2 separate regions of the Homo sapiens genome follow, and region 1 is linked to region 2. Evidence: chromatin loops called from intact Hi-C (ENCODE). Cell type or tissue: dorsolateral prefrontal cortex. All regions are shown on one strand.

The links. Peaks named below come from ENCODE experiments on the same cell type or tissue, not always from the same donor. Only the 100,000 strongest peaks of a DNase experiment are listed, where the experiment ranks them.
Region 1: a loop joins it to region 2, with 2.5 times the contacts of the local background. A loop is called at or near these places in 2 of 110 quality-filtered maps.

What each region holds. Positions count from the first base shown.
Region 1 is chr2:210,590,452-210,592,951 of GRCh38, reverse strand. It overlaps CPS1 (carbamoyl-phosphate synthase 1), which reads right to left. Exons shown (of 38, transcript NM_001875.5): 9 at 2,046-2,152; 10 at 983-1,121; 11 at 1-73. Among named protein-coding and RNA genes, the nearest start is that of CPS1-IT1, 26 kb to the left of the region's middle. In dorsolateral prefrontal cortex, CTCF peaks have their summits at 818 and 1,018; no DNase peak of the experiment used is centred here.
Region 2 is chr2:210,443,870-210,446,369 of GRCh38, reverse strand. All of the region lies in intron 4 of LANCL1 (LanC like glutathione S-transferase 1), which reads left to right. All of the region lies in intron 2 of LANCL1-AS1 (LANCL1 antisense RNA 1), which reads right to left. Among named protein-coding and RNA genes, the nearest start is that of LANCL1, 32 kb to the left of the region's middle. In dorsolateral prefrontal cortex, CTCF peaks have their summits at 866 and 1,069 (motif pointing left); no DNase peak of the experiment used is centred here; H3K27ac peaks cover 1,407 bases.

The DNA of each region.
Region 1 (2,500 bases), 150 kb before region 2:
TGTCTATTGGCCCCGGGGTGACCTCTGGGTGGAACTGCACAGCGAAGAAGGGTTTGCTCTCATGCATAATCCCCTAAAGGAATAAGAAACAGGAAGAAATTCCTTCTGTAACAATGAATGTCAAGTGTGGCTATGTATTATTCAGGGAACAATAAAGCTCAAATTTAAAAACTGAGTTAGATGCTTAACAAAATTTTTGTAACTAACAGTACTATTAAGTAACATGGTCCGATATCTTAAGGACTTACATATCTGACCTTTTTGATTAAGTATGGAAAATGGGTCAATGAAGACTCAACTGAATGTGTTTTCCTTTAAAATAAATAAATAAATAAAAAATTTGGTCTATAGTCTTTGGGACCCCTCTGGGTTCTGTTCAGAGTAAACTCAAGTCCTCATCTTATCCCCAAGTCCGAAATTACTTTTCCAAGGGTCTTCTCAAACACTACACCAGTGCCAAGTAAGTCCCAGAGACCCACCCAGATGGGGCTCAAACAGATTTGGACCAACAGCCCACTAACATTGAATATATGAGATAGTTGTTGATTAATAACTCAAATAGTGAATCTTAACAAGTCAACTGATGAGAGAATAAGAGAGAGAAATGACGTTTTAAAACACAGAGGGCTATGGGAGAAAACCTATAGCTGTTTTTCAACACTCAACCCCAAAAAAATCACAAACAAACAGGAGAAAGGTATTTGCATCATAGTGTATTTAAAAACTCTGGGTGAATATTCTGAGTGAATAATTTATTGCATATTTCAAAACAGCTAGAAGAGAAGATTTGAAATGTTCTCAATACAAAGAAATAAAAAATGAGGTGATGGTTATCCTAGTGTGATTTGATCATTACATATGATATGCATGTATCAAAATATCACATGTATCTCATAAATATATACAATGCTTATGTATCAATTATTTTTAAAAGCCCTGCGTTTCTCATCACCAACTGAACAGGTTTATTGACATCATTTACCTCATTTGTTTGATCGTTGACATTCACAAAAAGTGGTTTCCAGCCAGCAGGGAGGGTGTTGTCCAAGGCATAGCCATGATTCTGAGCAGTAATGAAAGCCTGTTTGTTTGTGATATTCAAAACAGGCTGATTCTGCCCTCTGGAGAGAAAAGGAGAAAAAGAATAGGGAAAAGGAAAAGTGAAGAGAATAATATAAATGTATTCCTTATAAAGTAGTGAACAAGTAAAGCCTATTAAAATTCAAAATTTCAATTGCTTAGTGAAAATCACTCTGTGAGAAAAGTCACAGATTGTTAATCCCAGTAATTTTCCCAACAAAAATCAATTCAGGAAGCTTTGTTGTGTGTTAAATACGCAGGTCTATTAAATTCTATAATCGGTTTTAGAAAGGGGGGCATTGCACTCATAACAAAAAGGGTTGCTCACCGGCTTAACAGAAACTAAGAAATATAAGTGACTTACTTTAAGAGAACTACAATAATTTTAAAGCCCGAGAGTTATAGGGAGATAACAAAGAGATGACTGCTCAGACCTGAATTATAATTTATGTAGAGGGTGGGCCATGGGAAAAAGCCTGATGTTTAATAAATTAATATTGTTTGAGGCAAAAAAGAGAAACCAAGAGGATCTAAAGGTTCCTCGGCTCTTAAGTCACACTTACCTTCTTAAAATGTTACAATGTTCTGAAATCAAGCTTAAAATCAGAACAATTTCCCTTGGAATATCATTTGATTGAGTATTATAACCTCAATTTATGCCAAGGGAAGGAAAATAACTTTAAATTATAGCAAGGTTATCATTAGAGAAGGCTGCTTTCCAAAAATGCAACAAAAGTGGTATCAGGTAGTCAAACAACTGTCAACCACGTAAGGTATGGTTATTTATTTTATTTTTTATTTTATTTATTTATTTATTTATTTATTTATTTTTATTATACTTTAAGTTTTAGGGTACATGTGCATTTATTTACTCTAAAGAAATGGCAGGTAAGTGCTCTGAGTTCTTTGTATTTAGTTAGTATGTCAGAGCTGGTTTACTGTAAGCAAAAGTGAAAATACCTCACCTGTTGGCCATGGACATCTTGTAGGTTTTGGCACCAGCAGCCAATCCTGTTATTAAGTTTCCTGTACTGATTCCAAACAATGGCTCCTTGCGATCACTCTCCAAAATCTAAATCAGGGAGAATTTTTATTAACCAATTAGTACAGTTCCAAAAAATGTTGCTTCTGAATGAACAAAAATGAGGTATCCTTTTTTCTTAAGAAGGTAAAGAGAATAGTAACTGAATTAAAGAAGAATATAAAAAAGGACATAATTGACAAATTTGTAGCATTATAATTCATTAAGATGTACTTTACATTCAAACTAAACTAAATCTAATTTAATATTTCTTTAGAGACCTGCAGGTCTTATGGGTCCCAAGGTCATGATAAGGAACCATGAGTTGTCGGTTTAAAACTGTAAAGCAAAATACATTTGGCCATTGGACTCCAGTTCTTTTAACTCAAGGACATGATC
Region 2 (2,500 bases):
GGTCTTTGACGTTGGTGACCTTCAGATGGGGTTTCTGAGTGGATGTCCTTTTTGTTGATATTGATCACCAGTGGCGCCTCCAGAACAGCAAAGATAGCTGCCTGTTTCTTCCTTTGGAAGCTTTGTCCCAGAGGGCACCCGCCAGATGCCAGCCGGAGCTCTCTTGTATGAGGTGTCTGTCGACCCCTGCTGGGAGGTGTCTCCCAGTCAGGAAGCACAGGGGGGCAGGGACTCACTTGAGGAGACAGTCTTTCCCTCAGCAGAGCTCGAGCACTGTGCTGGGAGATCCACTGCTCTCTTCAGAGCCGGCACGCAGGAATGTTTAAGTCTGCTGAAGTTGTGCCCACAGCCACCCCTTCCCCCAGGTGCTCTGTCCTAGGGAGATAGGGGTTTTATCTGTAATTCCCTGACTGGGGCTGCTGCCTTTTTTTCAGAAATGCCCTGCCCAGACACTGGACATCTGTTTTTAAAGTTACAAACCTTTTGATAATACAAGGCCAAAAACTCTCCCCAGTAACACCCTGAGGAAGTACTGTGAGGAGAGGAACAGAACTATCCTGTTTGTGTGTCTTCATTCTTCTTTCAGTGACATTTCAGTGACTTGGCTATCTCTTCTAAAGATGGGTTGCATTAATATCAACATATCAAAACAAATAAATGAAGCTGCAACAAAGTGCTTGTTAGTTTGAGAGTTTCTGAAAACACATAAAATAACCATTATGATTTATCAGTGATATCATTTCTTTATTTTTATATCTTAATATAAATATTTTATTTTTAGTCTTATATCTTGAGAATATAGCATGTACAACTTGCAGTTAAGTCCTAGTAATCATCGAACCCAACTAATGAATTTTAGTGATTTGAATTCAAATCCAGAAAAAAAGGGATATGCTTCCTTTATTACCCTAAACTGTATTGTTTTAATAAGATGCTCTGAGCAATACTGTATTTTAGATAAATATTTGAAAGGTATTTGCTACCTACTTTGAATGTTGCAAATGCAAATGTGTTTGGCTGCAAAGTAAATGGAATGCTAATTATATATTGCCACCTAGTGGTAATGTATGTCCTAACATCAGCAAAAAAGGAATGGAGTTAATGCCGTGGTTCAAATATTTTATTTCAGTTGGAATATCATTGGAATCAATGCAGTAATTCGGTGTAATACTTCCATAGAACAGTATGTGTTTAAAAAAAATTACAGTAATTTTTTTTCATAGTTCTTTCAATCTTTGCAAAAGTAAGTCAAAAGTACTTTATATTGAACTTCTATATAATTTGACACATTTATATTAAAAATAGGTTCATATCAAAACTTGAGATATTCATTGTTTACTGTAACAGTTGAATTTGTATCTAATAAACACATTTTGTTTTCTTATGGCCCCAACGTTACTGAGCTCCCAGTTCTGGAATGAGAAAAAAAATTCTTAATAAATGTTTTTATTAAAAATTTAAAATTCGTATTCAAAAATTAAAAATTACTTTTAAAAATTAAGGGAGTGTGTGTGTGTAGATATATATGGTATCGAAGTAGAAAACAAAATGGCCCATAATTCTATCCATAAGCCCTATTGTTTTAAAAAAGGTCAAAGTATACAAGAAAATGTATTAGAAGAAAAAGGAAAGAAACCTCTAGCCAAGTTTCTTGGTTATCTATTTCTCAGTATATCTCTTCCTAAGATAACCACTGTTTCACTATGAATTGTTGCCTATATTTGTAGAAGAAAAAAATGGATGAGCCAGCATTTGCATATTTAACTAATTTGAGTTGCCTCAATTTGATGAGGAAATAATATGAAAAAGTTTAAACTGTTTCACTAACTGCAACTAGCCATGCTTTTTCAACCCCCACTTTCCTGCAGTTCCCTTAAAGACTCCTTCATAAGTTTCTCTCAGTCTTTCTTTCATAACTGTCAGCCACTTTCACTCACTAAAATCATCTCATTCTGCTTATTTAAAACCTATCCTCTTCATTTTAAATGTTTTCTCCCCCCTCACCACAAGCGTGTGGAAGTAGTGGAGAGGGAGATGGGAGAGGAAGATTGTTCTCTTTCATATCTGCCCTCCTTGCTGAGCTAGGATGTTTTCACTCACTGTATCTATAGCCTGGTGGTAACAATTGTTAGGTTTTTGTTTGCTTGGGATTTTGTTTGATTTTGTTTGTTTTTGTTGTACATATTGGTGGTCTCCAGAGACTGGCAGTAAAGGCTGTAAACCCCCTCAGCTCTACCCCTACCTTCTGAGTATGTTCAAATGAAAGCACAAGTGGGTGCCCAATTCTGCCAACTGTGCAAACACTTTAGGAAGAAGATACTCTTTAGACACACATACATACATACATACAGTCTCCTACCCTGTTTTTGTAGCTCAGAGAAAGTCACATTGCCCTCAAGCCCTTCTTAGACTTTATTCATCAAAGAGTGGGAAAGCCCGTACCATCTTCCAAACCTCCAGCCCATCTTTACCACTCATTCCACCAATGAAAAACCATTTT